5 separate regions of the Homo sapiens genome follow, and all the other regions are linked to region 5. A link is a contact called in ENCODE Hi-C or POLR2A ChIA-PET data. All regions are on one chromosome and are shown on one strand. The core of a region is the stretch at or near the end of the contact, and the rest is flanking DNA. Distances in the headings are between cores, read along the strand shown. Region 1 overlaps LOC101927436 (a long non-coding RNA gene). Region 2 overlaps NCOR2 (nuclear receptor corepressor 2). Region 3 overlaps NCOR2 (nuclear receptor corepressor 2). Region 4 has its middle 66 kb from the start of NCOR2. Region 5 holds the start of UBC (ubiquitin C).

Region 1 (3,961 bases), core at 12-2,511, 310 kb before region 5:
GGAGAGGGAGGTGGGTTTTATTTATTCCCATGGATCTGGTGTGGTCCCTTTGGGCTCGGTGGGAGGTAACTGCTCATCATTCTACATCTGGGACCTCTGTCCACAGCTGGGTCCCATGTGCCCCTCCAGCATTCTCAGGGCCTCCAGGAGGGAAGTGTTAATGCTTCCCCTTCTCCGTCTGCCTCTTACCCTTCTGTCTCCACTGATGAGCAGCCAGGGCAGGGAGGGACTGCAGCAGGCCCCAGAGGATGAGGGCGTGTCTTCCCAGTGCCATCTGCACAACGCAACTCAATTCTGGGAATGAGCATTTATTCAGCACCTCTTGGATGCAAGGCACTGACCGCAGCTTGACACCACAGCCAGCCAGGCACTCAACACTGCTTGCTGAGGCCAAAGTGAAGATCCCCCCAACAATCGTCTTGTATTTTTTTCAGCTCAGTTTCCTGAGCCTGCCACACCGAGGGCCCCACAGTCGGAAACCACGTTTGGTTCGAAGCTCTCCTGTTCTCATCTGGAAATTCCTCATCATTTTTGAGCATGGGACCCTGTGTTTCCATTCTGCACCAGGCCCTGCAAATTACCTAGGGGCCTTGGGCGGGGGCTCCATTCTAGATGCACACTCAGGGGCTCTGGCAGCTGGTGGGGACTGGAAATGGGGCCTCCACTCAAGTCCCAGGTGCTGCGGCCTGCAGACCATCCCAGTCTTGGCCAGAGGCCCTGAAAACAGTCAGGGCCCCTCTGCGGCCTGAGGAAGAACCTCTGCACACACCGGCGCTGCTCGCAGCAGACAGCCGTGAGGAGATGTCTGGTTTTGATTAAATGTCCAGAGCCGCTCATTAACTTGCACAGACAGACTCAGAAGCCACTCGCTCTAAAACCCGCCCGCCACGGCAGCCCATCCTGCAGGCCCTTCTGTGCCACCTGCAGTTCCTGCTGGAAACTAGGAGCCCCTGGTTTGGGGGCCATGGGCCCTGAGGCAGGGGGATGGCCAGGGTCATCCAGCCCAGTGGCCTGAGTCCTCCAAAGTGTGTACCTGTCATCATCCACGGTGTGAGGGCTTCCCTGCCCTGCTGTCTCCACTCTGAACTGGGTTCAGGGGCTGTGGTCTTCCTGGTACAATTTCAAAGCATCTAAGAGGGCCTCATTCCCGCAGCACTGTTCCCTGCCTTGGCCTCTGTCTCTGAAATTCCACCATCAGGGCCGGTCCTTTTACTGTACTTTAGGTGAAATTTATAGCTGGAACTGCTTTGCATTTATCATGACAGTGTTTGCAGTGATTTATTTACAAGTCTGTCTCCTCCCCAGGCCACAGCTCTTGAAGGCAAAGTCCATGCCCCATACATTCATTCTTCAAAAATCTGTTCCTGGGCGCCCACCGTGTGCCTGGCATCAGCTGGCACGAGGAATCTCACTGTCTTTTGATCCCTAACACTAGGAACAGGGCCTCCCCTGGCTGGGACCCTCTGCATATTTGCTGAACGAATGAATATGTGAGCAAATGTAGAGTATTGCTCACATTTCTTGAGCACTTACTATAGGTGCCAGGCTCTGTTTTAATCAATTTGTGTGTATTTCCTTGTTCCACTCTCCCAACACCCTTGAGTTGGGTGTTGCTGTTATCCCCATTTTACAGAGGAGACTTTGGCACTCAGTAAGGACACGTAACCAAGAGGGCTAACAAGAAGCATGCACAGATACACAGGCATCCCCGCAAGCCAGAAACCAGCACATTCACAGGCAGGCAGAGCTCAGAGCCAAATTAGTCAAATATCTTGAAATGATGTTTATTTCTCCTCTAGTTCTCGAGTTCTAATGACTGTTTATTCTTACAAACATCTAATTTGTGTGCTCAGCCTCCCAGTTAGAGTGCAGTGCCAAGTGGCTCGGGCGTTTGCTCTTTGGTCGGATATCATACCCCCGCTCCTTGCTTTTCTTTTAAGACTCTTCAGACCCTGGGTATCTTGTTGGCATCTCACAGGTGGGAGGCGCTTTCCTCTACAGCCTCTGGTGCCTCGCCAGGCCAGCTGGAGGCCAAATGGAAGAGTGTGAGGGTTGCCTGCAAAGATGGCTGCCAGCAGTGCTCCCCCTCCCTGCAGGGGCCTGCAACCTCTCCCATGGGAGGTGGAGTCTGTGTCCCCACCCCTTGAAAGTGGGCAGGCTCTGTGAATCCTTTGACCCCCGGGATGCTGTGGAGGTGACTCCCTGCAGTTCTGGATTAAGCCTTAAGAGACCTGGCGACTTCTATTTTCTCTCTCTTGGAATCCAGCTGGCCCGCAAAGTAGCTCAGGCCAGGTTCTAGAAGAGGGAGAGACCGCAGGGACAGAGTGAAGCCTGGGAGATGAGTTACAAGGGGAGAGAGAAGAGTGTACCCAGCTCCAGTGCTAAACAATGTGGGTGATGCCGTGCTGGGCCATCCAGCCCCAGCTGAGCCCCCCAGATAACACACGTGGGGTGGGGACCACCACGATGCCTGATCCTGCCCAAATTGCAGAATTCTGAGCAGATAAGTGGCGGCTGTTGTTTTAAGTGGCTAAGTTTGGGGCTGGTTTGTTAAGCAGTGAAGGCAGCTGGAGTTAGAGTGGCTCCAGAGGTCAGGAAACAGGGGAGAGGCGTGCCTGGCCCCTGCTTCTGCTCCTGCCTTGCTTTGAGGGGCAGGGGGCAGGTGTCAGCCCTACAAATAGCATCTCCCCTCTTCCCTCCTCTTCCCTACCCCCTGGGAGTAACCTGCTTGTTTTCCCAACAGGTGTTAAAATAACGACCTTTGGGCTAAAAAGGAAGCTGTGTGTGTGAGTGATAAGAGGGTCTGGCTGCCTGAACCGCAAGGAGGGAGCGAGGGAAGTGAGGTGGGGACGGAGGTCGTGGGGAGAGTTGGCAATTTGCAGGGAGAAGGCTTTCAGCTGGACTGGGGCGGATCAGGGCCTCTTTCTCCCCATGTCCTACAGAACTCGGCTTCATTCTTTTCTTCACGAGGAAGGTTTGCAGGAAGAAAGGGCCCAAGAGCCACAGCCGTCCCCTGCCTGGGTGCTCACCGTTTGCCTGTGCGGTCCTCCCCTTCACTCGGCCTGGGGTGCTGTCTCCCTGCTGTCCTGGGTTAAATTGTGTGCTCTGCAAAAAGATATGTGGAAATCTTAACTCCCAAACCTTAGAATGTGACCTGATTTGGAAACAGGGTCATGGCAGATGTAATTGGTTAAGATGAGGTCTTGCTAGAGTAGAGCAGGCCCTAAATCCAGTATGACCGGTGCCCTTATAAAAAGAGGACAGAGACACATGGGAAGGTCACGTGATGACGGCGGTGCTGGGAGATGCAGCCACAAGCCAAGGCATGCCAGGGATTGCTGGCTGCTGCGAGAGGCTGGGAGGGGGGCGAGGAAAGAGCCCACCGGAGTTCAGAGGGTGCATGGCCCTGCCCAGAACTTGATCTTGGACTTCTGGCCTCCAGAACGGTGAGGGAATAAAACGTCTGTTTTTTGAAGCCACCCAGTTTGTGACGCCCAGTTACAGCAGCCTAAGGACAGGAATATATCCCTGTTGTGCCCAGGCCTAGTCACTGTGGACTTCAGCAAGTGCTGTTCACTTCACCTTCAAAACAGAGTACTTCCCAAATCTGCCCTTCTCAGGCCAGGTGCGGCGGCTCACGCCTGTAATCCCAGAGCTTTGGGAGGCCGAGGCGGGCAGATCACTTGAGGTTGGGTGTTTGAGACCAGCCTGGGCAACATGGTGAAACCCTGTCTCTACTAAAAATACAAAAATTAGCCGATGTCGTGGCGGGCGCCTGCAATCCCAGCTACTCAGGAGGCTGGGGCAGGAGAATCGCTTGAAACTGGGAGGCAGAGGTTGGAATGAGCCGAAATCGTGCCACTGCACTTCAGTCTGGGCAACACAGCAAGACTCTGTCTCAAAAAAACATGGTGAAACAAAACCAAATCTGCCCTCCTCTACTCTTCCAGGGAACACCCTG
Region 2 (3,600 bases), core at 435-2,934, 370 kb before region 5:
GTATAAATCCTCCCTCTCAGCCCAGCCTCCCCTGACCAGCGGCCACACCGGCCACAACAGCCACACCCTTGGCAGGGCCACATGAGGGACATCTTCCAGAAGGGAGAAGGACGGGTGTTGATTGAGCACCCACAGGGCCCACAGAGATGGGCGAGGTGGGCGACAGCAGCCCAGGCTCCACTCCAGGCCACCTCTGCCCTGGGCACCGAGGCCAAGACCCTCAGCGCCCGTCCCAGGCCCTAGGAACCTGCCAGGCCAGCATGAGCCAGCCTCGGGGCGTGCTCCGCAGAAGCTCTAAACTGGACCCCGCAGACCCACAGATCAGACCCTGGCCCCCAAGGGGCAGGCATGACTCCCAGAAGCCTTCCCTGCAGGCTGGAGTTTGGGGACTTCCAGCACAGCACAACCTAGGTGCCGTGAGACATGGAGGCGGCTCACCGCCCTCCCAGGGCCGGCCGGGGTCCACCGGATACATCTTCCCACACGGGGTGAACAAGGAGCCTCCCCTGTCTCCTGCAGTGGTGTCACCTGGTCCCCGTCCCTGTGGTAGCCAGCAGTCCAGACAGCCAGAGCGGGAGGGAGGCAGGCTCCGCAGCCCTTCCATTGAGAAGCCGCCGGGATATGTTTTCCTTCTCCAGGGACAGCTGAGGCAGCCTGCCCCGTGCCAGCCCTCCTGGAATCTGCAGAGGCAGCCACCCAGAGTTCACCAAGGTCTCAGTCCCCACTGGACTGCAACAGCCAAGGGCGGGTGGGTGGGCGAAGATGGGGGTCACAGCCTCTCTCCCTCCCATCCCTCCTCCACCAGCTAGGGCAAGGGCCACCAGACCAAGGCCAAGGGGGCTGGCAGCATGGATGTGAGTGATCAGGGCCTGCAATGGGATCAGTAGGGAGGTGGGGATGGGCCGCAGCCCCGTCCAGAGGGGGACTGAGGAGCAACCCCGTGCCCTGCCCAGGAACGCGCCCCAGCCCCAGGGCCACCTGTCTGCTCCCAACAAGGAAGGCTGCACTGACACCGGGCATAGCGACTGGGGAGGAGCCGCTGCAAAAAACCATGACAACGATCATCACAATAATAACAGCCCTCACTTCCTGCCAGGCCACGTGCATCTCCACTGTCCGGACCCTGTTTCAGGGGTGGGGAAACAGACCCACACGGGGTTACCTGCCCCAGGTCACACAGCCAGTGAGGGGCGGGGAGACGGGACCCCGAGCATCTGACCCTCTGCCCTCGGCCACTCCATTCTCCACCCCGACAGCGCCGTGGATTTAGCAGGGACTAGGCTTCCCAGAAACCTCGCCGCCCCTCTCCTCGCTGCGGGGTGTGGGGCCGCCATCAGAGACAGCAGCCGGCAGGAGCAATTAGAGGCCAGGAAGGAGCCGGGGTATCGACCGCTTTTGGGAGGGAAGGGGGACGCGGGCTCTGTCGGGGTGGCAGCAGCCTGGCTCATGGCCAAGCACGGGCCACGACAGGGCAGGGAGCGCAGCCCAGGCCGGGAGGCCGCGGAGGCCCCACGCGGCAGCACGGAAAGGCCAGCTGTCCGTCCACCTGTCTGTCCAGCCCCCTCACCCTCACAGGCACCGACAGCCCCTCGGTGCCTGAAGCTCAGGGTTTCGCTGCCTCCGCACAATGCTAAGCCCCTTACGATGATTAACTCGTTTAATTCTTAACAACCGCCCCACATCCTCCCCCTGTGCAGATGGAGGCAGTGAGGCAAGAAAGCCCTCCCAGAGAGTTCCCAGGACTGGGATCCACACTCAGCGTCAGTCAGCACCAGCGACGCCGCCTCTGCCCGGCACCCCCTGCCCGGGGAGCCCCAGCGGGGAGGGAGATGAATGGAAAGGGTGCACTGGAGACTGCTGGATGAGATGGAAGCTTCGGGAAACCTCTCTATGCCCCGCAGTGACCCTGTCTGTAAAAGAGGAACATCACAACACCTGCCTCACAGTATGCTGTAGATGAACTCAGGTTTAGCCCCACAGATAGGCAGAGCAAGTACCCCAAAATGTCAGCTGCTGGCTTCTCCCAGAGAGGCTGCCTGGCCTGGGGACCCCTGAATCTGCAGCTGAACAGAAAAACCACTGCAGACTCTCCCCAGCCTCTGCCCCGGGCTGCCCGCCCAGGAGCAGGGTCTGGCCTTTAGAAGCTCCCTGGAGGGCGGGGGCACCATCCGCCAGAAGCAATTAATTGCTGGGTCAAGAGATGGTGAAAGAGATTTGTCACGAGGGCCTGGGGATATTCAGGGTGGGAGGGTGGCCCACACTGATTCAGTTGCCCCACCTTCCACCTCACAAGCAGGCTCCGCCCCCACTCAAACCCCCAGGACATCCTCCTCTGCCTCCACACCCGCCCGGGCCCAGGGTAGGTCAGGGATGCAGCCCCAGCACCCGTGACCTGCTCCCAGGAGGGACCTGCTTCCACCATTCAGCCGGTGCCCACACACAGGAGGGGACAGCCAGGCACAAGTGGGGCTGACATACAGAGTCCCCGGTGGGCCCCAAATGGGCCTGAGACCCAGATCAAATCCCTGAGCCATCTCATCTTGGCAGGAGACTGCGACCCCTGTGTGTGCTGCTCAACTTCGCAGAGGCAGTTTCCTCTCGGTGAAACGGAGGCAATTATATTAGGTGGCTAAAATCAGGCTGGCTCCCGCTCCAGCCCTAGTGCTGTCATTTTTTAAAGCCTGAGGAAGGTGCCTTGCTTCTCGGAACCTCAGTGTGCCCATCTGTAAAACGGGGATGATGCCAGGGGCTACTCTGAAGAGAAATTTACAACCTGGCACCCAGCAGTGCTCAGTTGAAGCTCACCATCGGGGTTCACCAGGCCACCTCCCCAGGGCCCCTTGCCAGCCTGCAACCCTACTGAGACACCAATGTCCCCAGCACCTCGAACACCCAGAAGCGGGGCCCAGGGGGAGGGAGCAGAGTCTCGGAGGGCCACGATGAGAGGACTGGATAAGAGCCCACCTTCCCTGCCTCCCACCTCCGCAGCAGGCCCAGGGGAAACATAGGCTTTGGTGACCACCAGGCTGGGGCCAGAGGCCAGTGACAACAGAAGCACCCAGAGACAAGGCAGCCCCTGACCCAGATCTTCCATGGGCAGGGCTCTGCAGGAGCCTCTGGTCTGGAGGGGTCCGAGGCACAGGTTTCCCCATGGGTCCCCATCAGCTTTCAGCCCCTGGTGTCCACACCCAATCCCTCCACACCAACCCACCGACACACGGGGACCCTCGAAGCCCCCACCACACAGATGGGAAAACCAAGGCCCAAAGACGCCAGGCAAGGGCAGCTCAGCCCGGGATCTTTCTCATGTACCGGTGAGCTCAGCTCAGCCCAGCAGGCGTTCAGAAGCCCAAGTGGCCCGGCTGGGGTCAGGGCCCTGAGTCAGAGCAAGAAACGCAGCAGAAACTGAAACAGCCCAGTGGCCCCACATACTCCACAGAGTGAGCCACGCTGCTTCCCTGCGCCGCCCCGTGCTGGGAAGTTCTTGCTTCTGTGGTCAGGGTGAGGGTGGGGGTGGGGGACGAGTGGCGTGGAACAGCCTTTCAGCCTGGGGACCCTCTCTGGGCCCGGCAGATGAGCAAAGTTCCATGCACACAGGCA
Region 3 (3,929 bases), core at 677-3,176, 460 kb before region 5:
AGCAGGAGCCTCCCAGGGTGGCCATGGGTGACTATGGTGGGAAGATCAGGTACAGAGTGTGAGTGATCAGATGGAACAGGGAAGGATGGAGACGTGGAGTCCTGCAGCCTCAGGGCAGGGCTGCAGCGACAGAAGGGACACACAAGTCTCTTCCCTGGGGATAGAGCTGAACACACCTCCTGATGACGCCGGCAGAGTGGGCCACCCAGACCCCCGCCCACCCATCCCCAGGGAAGGGCCTCTGCAGCTCTACAGAGCCTCACAGACAGTCTCGGCTGGTGACAATGTCGCCTTTCCCCCTGTAGCCCCAGATCCCCTCCTAGAGAATTCACCACTGGGCTCGGGCAATTCCAGGCTCCTGCTCAGCTACTCTCCTGGGGACAGAGATGTCATCCTGCAGCTGCCATGGGCCATTTCTCCCCGTGCCGGGTCAGGCTCCCCTCCCAAGGTTCTCAGCCCTGAACAGAGGGCAGTTTCCCCACCCTGACCCTGGAAGTTTGAACAAGAGGGAGAAGTGGGCAGAGGAACAAGAGAGCCCACGGTCAGACTCACTGCAGAACTTCCCAGTGGAGGGAAGGGGTGCAGTGCAGCATCCCTGCAGAGGGTGCGAATCCTCGTCTCAGGAATGGCAAGGGGCCCTGTGAAGATGCCCATGCTGTAACCCGGGCAACCACACTGGCTCCTTTATGTTCCCCACATGCCAATCAAATGCAGGCCAGGTGCAAGCGGACATCACTTAAAGGTTCGGGTTTTGGAAACAGATAGGCCCCAATTTAAATGGTGCCTCCTCCCTCACTAGCTGTGAGCTTGGACAAGTGCCCTCAACACTCCAGCCTCGGTTTCCTCATCTGGAATATGGGTGTAGGTCAAAGAGGACCTACTTCACGGAAATTTTGGATAGCCCAGAAAATTTCAGACTTGGTGAAATTTGGTGTTTGTCTTGTTTTGGTTTTAAAGATAGCAAACAGCCGAAGGGGGCCAGAAAGGGGCTGGAAGCCCACAGCACGCAGCCCTGGGAGGGCGAGGTGGGCAGAGGGGACAGTGCTTCTGCGGCACAGGGCGGGTGCAGAAATGCAGGACCGGCTCCCGGGGGCAGCAAGAGCCCGGTCAGCCTCCAACCCACCAAAGCCACAGGGGAGGAAGGCCACTTCCACTTGGTGGCCTCCTCCCCTGCCCTGTAGATAGGGACACAGCCCCTGCTTCTCAAGGCGGCCATCGGTGAGGGGCCCACAAGGCGAAGGCCCCGAAGGACTGAGGATACTGTGGGGTGCTGCGGCCTCTAAACAGGAACTGCCCCCCTGGGAGGCACTCACCAGCCACTCCCCGAGGCCCCTGAACCCCAGGAGCCCAGGGGAGGCTCTGGGCCCAGAGCTGCCTGGAATGCCGTGCACCGCCATGGCAACAGGCTGAGGACAGCCATCTTGGAAAGCCCAGAAGGGAGTGGGGGGAGGGAGGGACAGTGACATGTCCTGGCAGGTGCATTGCTGAGGGGACGCAGGGCCCGAGGGGACTCCCCAACATCCCCCTCATCCTCTGCAGAGAGGGCTGCACAAAGGCCTGGCGGCTCCCAGCCCAGGCTAGCCGGGGTCCCCACATGGGGCCATGAGGCACCTCCACAGCCACACAGGCTGGGGGGCATGGCTGGCCCCTGTCCCTCACCCCCAGGCCTTATCCTCCCGGGAGAAATGACCCCTGGGGGGACTCACGCCAGTGAGGGAATCGAGGCCTAGATGCGTGTGGAGCCTGGGGTGGTAGGGGCGGCACCCAGGAGGCCCCAAGGTCCAGCTCTCTCTTGCTCAGCCTCCGTCTCCTCTAAAATCAGAGGCACAGCCACTCAGAGGGCAGAAAGAGGGCAAAGGGGAGCAGGTGCCAGACGCAGGGCGCAGGCAGAGATGAGGCATGGTGGTGACTAAGAAAGCCAGCAGGGGCCAGGGAGGAGGCGGCCCCCCTCGGGCTTTGAGCCAGCCAGCAGGGCCACCAGGAAGAGCCAGAGTCCCAGGCGGCCTGAGCTGGCAATAAATGAAGTGACAGCCCCAGCCCTCAACCCGCTGGTGACACCAGCTTCTTAAAATAACGCCTTGGAACAGGAAGGAAGCAATGACTCAAAGCGGCAGAGAGGTCGGGGCTGCTGGGCACGCCCTCCACCACTGCGCCCGCTCCCAGCCTGGTCCAGTCCCCACAGCTGGGCTGGAGGGGCCGTGCCCCACCATCTCAGTGCCCCCGACCCCTGGTTAGCACCTCTGGTGCTATTTTCATCCTTTCCAATGCAAATTCCTCCAGGAAGGCCACAGGGATCCGTCCCTGCCGAGGGGAGGGGCGTTGGAACTGCAGCTTCTGATGGAAGACACCCTGGGAACTGGACTCTGTGACCCACAGCACCTCAGGCCGTCCCTGGCCCGGGCTTCTGGCACCCAGTTGGTAGACAGGACCCTGCAGAGGGTGCACCATGCAGCTGCCTCTGCTTGGAGGATGCCTGTGGCCACTCGGGCCTGGCAGATCTGTGCAGAACTGGCCGGCCGCTCTCCCAGGGGCTCAGCACACCTCCACGCCTCATCTCTTGCTGTGTGGCCCGGCACAAGGCACTCCTCTCACTGAGCCTCATCCAGAAAATGGGACGGCAACAGCTCTGTGAGGCGTCCTCCCTGTCCCCACTGACTGGCACCAAGCCAGGGGCCTTCAAGAGTCCAAACACTAGATCTTAGCCTCCTGTGCCATCAGCCTTGTGGAAGCCTCTGCTCTGAGATCCCCAAGTGGAAGACAACCCCGTCCCCTTGTCTCCAAAGAACCAGAGAAGACTCACTGTGGGGTCCCTGGTTCCAAAGCTTCTGACACCAGCAGCTGCCCACCCCCATCTGCCCACAGACTCCCACGGACAGGGGCTTCCTCGCCTGTGTTCCTCGGGCCCTAAGACACAGGCCCTTTCCCCCAGGAGGCCCCCGGGGACCAATCAGGAAACGGGAGCGGGAGGACCCGGAAATCTGGAAATGCTTGGGAACTTCATCCAACCCTGCCATCCCTATTTGGCAGAAAAGGAGAAACCGAGGCAAGAGGCAGCTTACTGGTGGAGATGTAAAATGGTACGGCCACTTTTCGGCCACTTTGGAAAACAGTTGGGCAGTTCCTCAAGGGGCTAAACAGGGTTAACAGAGGATCTAGCAATTCCACGCCTAGGTACACACCCAGGAGAAATGAAGACGTACGTTCACATGGAAACGGCACACTAATGTTCACAGCAACTTTATTCACAATACCCCAAATATGCAAACAATCTCACGTCCACCGACTGATGAGTGGGTAAACAACACGTGACCTACCCCTACAGTGAAATATGATTCAGCCACAAAAAGGAACGAAGGACCGACCCACGCTCGACACGGATGAACCTCGAAAACATGATGCTGAGTGAGAGAAACCAGACACAAAGGACCACATATTGCAAGATTCCATTTATAGGAAATGTCCAGAATAGGCAAATCCATAGAGACAGAAGGGTTTCTTTTTGAGATGATGGAATGTTCTAAAATTGACCGTGGTGACAGTTGCACACATCTGTGAATACACTAAAACCCACTGAACTGGACACTTTGAGTGAATGGCATGCGTGTGAATTGTACCTCAATAAAGCTGTTTACAAAACAAAAAAACAAGCAAGCAGCAGCTGCTGCTGCTGAAAACTTCCCCAGATATCACTTCCACTGAGAGAAGCACGACCCTAGGCCAGAGCTCACCACCCAGATCGCCCAGGCCCGAGGATGTGCCTGGAGGGGGCAGAGCCCTGAAGGGGTGGGGGAGCCCAGCGAGGTTCCTGAGTCCAGCCAGGTGGGCAGCTGGGCCCTGCTTCTGAGCTGGAGGAGCCCTTGCCATCTCCTCCCTGCTTCTGCCTTCTGAGTGGGCCTGGGAGCCCGGGGCTTGTAGTTCCTGAGTGGCCT
Region 4 (3,780 bases), core at 820-3,319, 280 kb before region 5:
AACACATCAAGGGCTGGATTTGCCTACGAGCCCCCAGTTTGTAACCTCTCTCCATTTATTTAATTAGTAAGCATTTACTGGGCGCTTACTGTGTGCCACACACAATTCTAGGCCCTGGACAACACAGATAAGGCACCTGGAAAATGGGTAGAGGGAGAGGAATTCCCCAGCAGGGACTCCCCAGGGACAGATGTGATGGGAAGTCTCGGCCGTGGGGCGCCCCTCTGCTGTGTGGCCCCCACACCGCCCTGGGCTGGTGGACAGGACTTCGGGGCCATTTTGTTCTCACCCAGCCTGTCTGTACTGTGCAAACCTCCGTCTCCTGGAGCTAAGGGGCTGCCTGGGCAGCCCAGAAGCCTCTAGGCCTCTCCAAAGATATACTGGGAAAAACTTTCCCTTGCTATTGCTCAGAATCGTTCAACTCCCAGCCGCTTGCTAATTACTATGCCCTTGAGCAAAAATGTTAATCTAAAAAACATAAAATTATAATGACTTACTTGACATAATTGGAACAAACAAGATGAGCAGGCAGGCGGCAAGCAGCAGGGGCTCCGGCATCAGCCCCCCAGCACCTTGCCAGCCTGGGGGCAGGGGACCCACCTGGGTGGGGGCGGGGGCAGAGCCCCCCTGGCCGGCGAGACTCATTGCCTTGTCAGGGGGCTGAGCGGTTCCGTTGGGTCTGCTCTGGCTTTGACTGAGGACTCATCCTAGATCTTGGCGTGGGGACAGCCAGCCTGGGTGGGCATCCTGCCTCCTATTGTGGGTCCCCAGGACAGTGACTTCCCTCTCTGTTCGCCCATTCCCTCGTCCATGAAATGGGGCTAACAGCATGTCCAGCACCTAGAGTTCTCCATGTCACCTGCTTGTAAATGCTGAGCTTAAAACACAGCAAGCACTCAGCAAACAATTACTGCCGTGAGTGAAGCTAATCTCCTCCAGGCCCATCTGAGGTGGGAGGAGAGAGGCCGGGGAGAGGGAGGATACGCTTCCAGCACACCCTGGTCCTTCCTCCCTCTCCTCTCTTTGCACAGGCCTGTCCCATGCCCAGCTTTAGCCATTAGGTCCTTACTTGAGGGGAGGCCTCCACACTCCCTGCCTGCCTGACTGGCTGGGCGTCCAGTGAGTTGGATTCCAGAGATCCTGGAGCCTGTGAGGAGGAGGAGGACGCAGAGGCTGGGGATCACATGATAAGAGATGCCCAGGAGACTTCATGAACGAACAGCCCAGCCCTTCTTGTCTCAGTAGATAAGATGGTGGGTGAGTGGGGCCCGCTCAGGGCTCAGGCATGCATCCCCAGAACCCGTGCCCATACCCCGAGAGCTCACACACCCACACCCAGACCTGTGTGCTTATGCATACACCCCAGAGCCTATGCACACACTTCCAGAGCTCACACACACACAGAAACACACACACCCAGACCTGTGCACACCCCCCCAGAGCTCATACACACCCATCCCGACCTGTACATACCCCCAGAGCTCATGCACACACCCCCAGAGCTCTCACACATACACTCAGACCTGTGTGCTCATGCACACACTCAGACCTGTGCATACATCCCAGAGCCCATTCGCATAATGCTAGGGCTCACACATACACCCCCAGAACCCATGCACACCCCAGATCTTGGCACACACCATAGAGCCCACACAACACACTCAGACCTGTGTACACATCCTGACTTCTACACACATTTTCAGACCTGTGCACACACTCCAGAGCCCAGGCATACACCCCAGAGCCCAAGAACACACCCCAGAGAACGATGCACACACCCCCGAGAACTATGCACACACCTCAGAGCTCACACACACCTCAGAGCCCAGGCACACACCCCAGAGAACTATGCACACACCCCAGAGCCCAGGCACACACCCCAGAGAACTATGCACACACCCTAGAGCCTCTTGTGGTTGCCCTTTGCCTGGAGCTCTCTGATTGGATAGTTGTAACAGTATGTTTTGGGCTGCAAGTAACAGAAAACTTAACTCAAAAATGGCTTTAACCAGGGGTCAACAAACTGCTGCTTATGGTCTGGCTCCTTGTTTTTGTTAATGAAGGTCTATAGGAATGCAGTTACGCCCACCCATTTCTATTGCCGATGGCTGCTTTCATGCAACAACGGCAAGCTGAGTCATTGCAATAGAGACCATGTGATCTGGAAAGCCTAAAATTATATTTAATGTCTGCCCTTTACAGAAAATTTTCACCGACCTCTGGCTTAAGCAATAAGGAAGACGTATTACTTCATATGATGAATGCTCAGAATGAAGGTGGCGTATTCGTTATCTCTGACTACACAACAAATCACCCCCCAAACTTGGAGGATTAAAGCAACAAGAATCATTCTCTACCTCATGGTTTCTGGGGGTAAGATCTCGGGAGTGGCTCCCCAGGGCGGTTTGAGCTCTGGATCTCTTGGAGGGTGCAGTCAGAGGGGCTGGTGGCTGGCAGTGTCATCTGGCTGCCGTCTTCATTTACAGTCTGACACCTGGGCTGGGCAGACTCAAACAGCTGGTCCTCCTCGGGCGTCGCTCTCCTGCTTGTGTGTTCATTTCAGCATGGTGGCTTCAGGAAAGCCAGACGTCTTTCCTGCAGTTCATGAGGGGGTCCCCTGAGTGTGTCCCAAGAGAGATCCAAGGAGAGGCCATATCACTTTTTTTTTTTTTGAGACAGAGTCTCACTCACTCTGTCGCCCAGGCTGGAGAGCAGTGGTGCAATCTCGGCTCACTGCAACCTCCGCCTCCCAGCCCAAGCGATTCTCCTGCCTCAGCCTCTGAGGTAGCTGGGATTACAGGCGTGTGCCACCACATCTGGCTAATTTTTGTATTTTTATTAGAGACAAAGTTTCACTCTGTTGGCCAGGCTGATCTCGAACTCCTAACCTCAAGTGATCTGCCCACCTCGGCCTCCCAAAGTACTGGGATTACAGGTGTGAGCCACCGCGCCCGGCCATATCACTTTTAATGACCAAGCCTCAGAACTCATGCAGCCACTTCCACCACACCCAGTGGTTGAGGTCATCACAAAAGTCCATCCGGGTTCAAGCGGAGGGGACCAAGACCCACCTTTTGAGTGCTTCAACCTCACCAGGAATCCAGGATCCTTCCACCTTTCTGCTCTGCGGACTTTGCTCTGTGTCCCGTGGTTACAAAATGGCTGTTGCCAATTCGACATTTTAGGCAGACACAGCAATGTCCGGTGGAAGAAGAGAGAACTGCCATGATCTTGTATCTCTCGTTTGTCTCCAGTATTTTTACTGAAATACAAAATACAGGCTGGGCGCGGTGGCTCACACCTGTAATCCCAGCACTTTGGGAGGTCAAGGCGGGTATGGATCACTTGAGTTCAGGAGTTCAAGACCAGCCTGGCCAACGTAGTGAAACCCCATCTCTACTAAAAATACAAAAATTAGCCGGATGTGGTGGCACATGCCTGTAGTCTTAGCTACTCGGAAGGCTGAGGCAGGAGAATTACTTGAACCAGGGAGGCAGAGGTTGTAGTGAGATGAGATCAAGCCACTGCACTCCAGCCTGGGCGACAGAGTGAGACTCCACCTAAAAAAAAAAAAAAAAAAAAAAAAGTGCATAGATCATAAGTGCACAGAGCAATGCATTTCCAAAGGTGAGCATGTCCGTGTACCCAACACCCAGATGAACATGACCAGAGGAGAAGCACCCAGAAACCCCTCTGCTCCCCCTCAGCCACTACCTTTTCCACGATGGCTGAATCTTGGCGGTCTATGCTTTTGATAGAAATGGAATGCTACACACGTGT
Region 5 (3,943 bases), core at 1-2,500:
CTTTCCGGCAAAGATCAACCTCTGCTGGTCAGGAGGAATGCCTTCCTTGTCCTGGATCTTTGCTTTGACGTTCTCGATGGTGTCACTGGGCTCGACCTCAAGGGTGATGGTCTTGCCAGTGAGTGTCTTCACGAAGATTTGCATCCCACCTCTGAGACGGAGCACCAGGTGCAGGGTGGACTCTTTCTGGATGTTGTAGTCAGACAGGGTGCGCCCATCTTCCAGCTGTTTTCCAGCAAAGATCAGCCTCTGCTGGTCAGGAGGGATGCCTTCCTTATCTTGGATCTTTGCCTTGACATTCTCGATGGTGTCACTGGGCTCAACCTCGAGGGTGATGGTCTTACCAGTCAGAGTCTTCACGAAGATCTGCATTGTCTAACAAAAAAGCCAAAAACGGCCAGAATTTAGCGGACAATTTACTAGTCTAACACTGAAAATTACATATTGACCCAAATGATTACATTTCAAAAGGTGCCTAAAAAACTTCACAAAACACACTCGCCAACCCCGAGCGCATAGTTCAAAACCGGAGCTTCAGCTACTTAAGAAGATAGGTACATAAAACCGACCAGAGAAACTGACGCCTCACTTATCCCTCCCCTCACCAGAGGTCCGGCGCCTGTCGATTCAGGAGAGCCTACCCTAGGCCCGAACCCTGCGTCCTGCGACGGAGAAAAGCCTACCGCACACCTACCGGCAGGTGGCCCCACCCTGCATTATAAGCCAACAGAACGGGTGACGTCACGACACGACGAGGGCGCGCGCTCCCAAAGGTACGGGTGCACTGCCCAACGGCACCGCCATAACTGCCGCCCCCGCAACAGACGACAAACCGAGTTCTCCAGTCAGTGACAAACTTCACGTCAGGGTCCCCAGATGGTGCCCCAGCCCATCTCACCCGAATAAGAGCTTTCCCGCATTAGCGAAGGCCTCAAGACCTTGGGTTCTTGCCGCCCACCATGCCCCCCACCTTGTTTCAACGACCTCACAGCCCGCCTCACAAGCGTCTTCCATTCAAGACTCGGGAACAGCCGCCATTTTGCTGCGCTCCCCCCAACCCCCAGTTCAGGGCAACCTTGCTCGCGGACCCAGACTACAGCCCTTGGCGGTCTCTCCACACGCCTCCGTCCCACCGAGCGGCCCGGCGGCCACGAAAGCCCCGGCCAGCCCAGCAGCCCGCTACTCACCAAGTGACGATCACAGCGATCCACAAACAAGAACTGCGACCCAAATCCCGGCTGCGACGGAACTAGCTGTGCCACACCCGGCGCGTCCTTATATAATCATCGGCGTTCACCGCCCCACGGAGATCCCTCCGCAGAATCGCCGAGAAGGGACTACTTTTCCTCGCCTGTTCCGCTCTCTGGAAAGAAAACCAGTGCCCTAGAGTCACCCAAGTCCCGTCCTAAAATGTCCTTCTGCTGATACTGGGGTTCTAAGGCCGAGTCTTATGAGCAGCGGGCCGCTGTCCTGAGCGTCCGGGCGGAAGGATCAGGACGCTCGCTGCGCCCTTCGTCTGACGTGGCAGCGCTCGCCGTGAGGAGGGGGGCGCCCGCGGGAGGCGCCAAAACCCGGCGCGGAGGCCGCTGCACCGGGAGCGGGTGGGCGGCCCGCGTTCCTTAGCCGCGGCTCCGCGGCCCCTCCCCTCAGCCCCCGCGGTCCCCTCGGGTCGCGAACCCCGCGTTCGGCGGACGTGGGGCACGCAGCGAGCGCCTTCTGCAGAGTCGGGGTCTCCCTCCCCTCCCTCCTGACCCGCCCTGGCCCACCCTGCGAGATGGACGGGTCTTTATTTTTGGGTCACATTTGAGGTAATGACGGGGCTTCCTTTGCTCAGCCCCCTTCAACCTCCCTGAGCCTCCCAGGCCGGTCGCGGGGGGCTCCCGGGGCCGCGGGACAAGGACAATGACTCGGCAGATCTCAGGGCGGGCGTGGCCCTAAAGCTGGGGAACGCTCGAGAACTTTCCAGGGGAGACACTGCAGAGGAGCTGGGTGTCCAGGTTAAATTTGGAAAAAAGAGGCGGAAACCCCACACAGTTTTATTTTAGCTGGAACGCAAGGCTGAGCGAACGACATCCTTCTAGACTGTTCTTCCACCTTCCTGTACATTCTGAGGGCCAGGTATGGAAAGGTCCTACTTGATGCCAACAGGGAGGCATGGAAATTTCTCTGGTTTCAATGGGTACGATTATTGTAAGCAGGATCCATTCAATAATCGGACCCATTTAAACCGGAGATTTTAAAAGACAGGAATAGAATCCCAACCTTATTTCAGTGCAGGGTAGGGTGTCAAATATGAAATGTAATTCTACAGGGCAATTCTATTTTGGTAAAAGAAGTGGGGAGAAAAGCATCACCAGCCAGCTTTTTAAATTTTTACCACAACCTATTTTGTGATCCCTACGTGTCATTTCTTCAGTATATTTTTTAAATGTTTTAAAATATACGAACATGGTGAGATTTTTTAAATGTGTCTTTTTAAAGTGTACAGTGAAAAGTCTCCCTCATGCCCTCAATTTCCCAGCCACTGTTCCTTCTGGACTCTTCTACAAATAGTCCCTGTTTCTACAAATGTATTGGAGGTAGGGAGGCTATTTTGATTTCTACCCTTAAAAGCTTCAAAAAAAAGAGAAAAAGAGGCTACCAACTGAAAAATATTTTGCCATTAGGAAAAGGCTGCATTCTTGTTTTAAGTTATGAACATTACATTATTTAAACGGCAGACTTAAAATATGCATCAAAGCAAAATGAACCTGCTATATATTTTCTATGGTAACCCATGTTTCTGTGTATTTATGAAAATCCAAGATCTGTGCATTGTTCAAAACAGACTTTGACATCTCCAATTTTTAACATTTTAAAGAGAATGAATTCATGTGTTACTGGGAAATTAAAACGAATAATAAAAGTGTCATTTTCCAGGATTGGCAGGATACCCCAGTGATTTCCAATACACATTTCTGCAAAGTTTTTGTTTTTTGTTTTTCCCCTACATTTCGGGAAGGAGTTTTGAAGGGATTAAAAAGCTGAGATTCTTTCTGAGGTGACCAGGCCTGGCTTTCAACCACGCCCTGGTTGCTTTTGGCTGTTACTCTGCTGCAAGCCTTGTGATTCATGTTGTTTAAAGGCTGAGTCACCAGCTTTGTGACATAGCTTTTTTCAGAGTCCAAAAGGTACAGAGAAAAAACAGCCCTAACTGCAGAGGCAGGGGCGGGAGAGGAGGACAGGAGGAGGAAAAAGGAAGAAGAGGGGATGAGGGTAGGGTGGGTAATGGGCCAAAGGTTAGCTGCAAAGAGAAACCAATGTTGTCTCTAGCAGAAAAAAATTATTGAAAACATCCCAGCATTCCCTGACTTAAATGGTTATTGAAGCAAACAGAAATAAACCTTTCTCCAAAGTCACTGAGGTGACAGGGAAGAAAATGGCCTCCCAAAACGCAGGTGTCTGATGTTTCTCTACAACAATGGTTCTCAACAAGGAGTGATTTGCTCTTTCAGGGGACATTTGGCAATATCTGGAGATATTCTTGGTTGTCACAACTCAGGGGAGGTTAGGGGATGCTACTACTAATACTAGCACTGTTGGTAGACACCAGGGATGCCACTGAACATTCTATGAGGGACAGTCCCCCACAACAAAGAATTATCAGACCCAACATATTAATAGTGCTGAAATTAAGAAACCCTGTCCTACAAAGGATTTTTGTTGTTGCAACAACTGCTTTTCTGTTTTCCGAAAGGGTTCCCAAAGTCTAAATGTCCCACTTGGACTCAGGAGTCAGGTATCAAGTCACGCTCTTAAAACCTAAACCCTGCTGACCTAGAATGCGATGTGCTAGAATGTGCAAGAATCGGGATGAGTCACTGGATCCGTTTTCAGTTCGTTCCACCCACAGATCCGTCCTTTGCAGGCGCCCCAGAAAAGATTGCTTCAGAGCTGGCACCAA

The links. A loop is a pair of places that touch in the nucleus more often than their neighbours do. ChIA-PET counts read pairs that join two places held with the same protein, here RNA polymerase II (POLR2A). Pooled maps may share reads with other maps.
Region 1: a map of OCI-LY7 shows a loop between it and region 5 (5-fold over the local background). The contact joins the enhancer-like site here to the promoter of UBC in region 5. A Hi-C loop is called at or near these places in 1 of 168 maps with a recorded cell type or tissue (OCI-LY7) and 3 of 50 pooled maps. POLR2A ChIA-PET finds 5 or more read pairs at or near these places in 2 of 52 experiments (HEK293 and T-cell).
Region 2: a map with no recorded cell type shows a loop between it and region 5 (7-fold over the local background). The contact joins the enhancer-like site here to the promoter of UBC in region 5. A Hi-C loop is called at or near these places in 12 of 37 single-sample maps with no recorded cell type and 5 of 50 pooled maps. POLR2A ChIA-PET finds 5 or more read pairs at or near these places in 1 of 52 experiments (Panc1).
Region 3: a loop to region 5 is called in a map of B cell, with 5 times the contacts of the local background. The contact joins the enhancer-like site here to the promoter of UBC in region 5. A Hi-C loop is called at or near these places in 2 of 168 maps with a recorded cell type or tissue (B cell and CD8-positive, alpha-beta T cell), 10 of 37 single-sample maps with no recorded cell type and 13 of 50 pooled maps. POLR2A ChIA-PET finds 5 or more read pairs at or near these places in 3 of 52 experiments (T-cell, activated B cell and activated T-cell).
Region 4: a map of HCT116 shows a loop between it and region 5 (6-fold over the local background). The contact joins the enhancer-like site here to the promoter of UBC in region 5. A Hi-C loop is called at or near these places in 1 of 168 maps with a recorded cell type or tissue (HCT116). POLR2A ChIA-PET finds 5 or more read pairs at or near these places in 2 of 52 experiments (IMR-90 and K562).

Annotation. Positions count from the first base shown.
Region 1 is chr12:124,603,255-124,607,215 of GRCh38, forward strand. LOC101927436 (a long non-coding RNA gene) reads right to left here. Exons shown (of 4, transcript XR_242964.4): 3 at 3,030-3,105; 4 at 1,769-2,024. Among named protein-coding and RNA genes, the nearest start is that of NCOR2, 38 kb to the left of the region's middle. Within about 2 kb of position 1,262, at least 4 of the 41 ENCODE cell types and tissues checked have a DNase peak (open chromatin) inside an H3K27ac peak, as active enhancers do.
Region 2 is chr12:124,542,292-124,545,891 of GRCh38, forward strand. The region is part of intron 1 of NCOR2 (nuclear receptor corepressor 2); the gene reads right to left. Among named protein-coding and RNA genes, the nearest start is that of NCOR2, 24 kb to the right of the region's middle. RefSeq lists enhancers at 147-680, 1,749-2,283. Within about 2 kb of position 1,685, at least 9 of the 41 ENCODE cell types and tissues checked have a DNase peak (open chromatin) inside an H3K27ac peak, as active enhancers do.
Region 3 is chr12:124,451,630-124,455,558 of GRCh38, forward strand. All of the region lies in intron 8 of NCOR2 (nuclear receptor corepressor 2), which reads right to left. Among named protein-coding and RNA genes, the nearest start is that of NCOR2, 110 kb to the right of the region's middle. RefSeq lists enhancers at 1,333-2,171, 1,571-1,630. Within about 2 kb of position 1,927, at least 35 of the 41 ENCODE cell types and tissues checked have a DNase peak (open chromatin) inside an H3K27ac peak, as active enhancers do; they include B cell and CD8-positive, alpha-beta T cell, where a contact is called at or near this core.
Region 4 is chr12:124,631,647-124,635,426 of GRCh38, forward strand. No RefSeq gene overlaps it. Among named protein-coding and RNA genes, the nearest start is that of NCOR2, 66 kb to the left of the region's middle. RefSeq lists enhancers at 1,413-2,612, 1,917-1,966. Within about 2 kb of position 2,070, at least 9 of the 41 ENCODE cell types and tissues checked have a DNase peak (open chromatin) inside an H3K27ac peak, as active enhancers do; they include HCT116 and IMR-90, where a contact is called at or near this core.
Region 5 is chr12:124,913,400-124,917,342 of GRCh38, forward strand. UBC (ubiquitin C) reads right to left here and starts at 1,251. Exons shown (of 2, transcript NM_021009.7): 1 at 1,188-1,251; 2 at 1-375. The coding sequence starts at 372. MIR5188 (microRNA 5188) reads left to right here and starts at 2,148; the gene lies at 2,148-2,260. RefSeq lists enhancers at 548-1,505, 830-1,279, 2,604-3,803, 2,903-3,582, 2,944-3,238 and 1 more and silencers at 1,490-1,829, 3,188-3,247.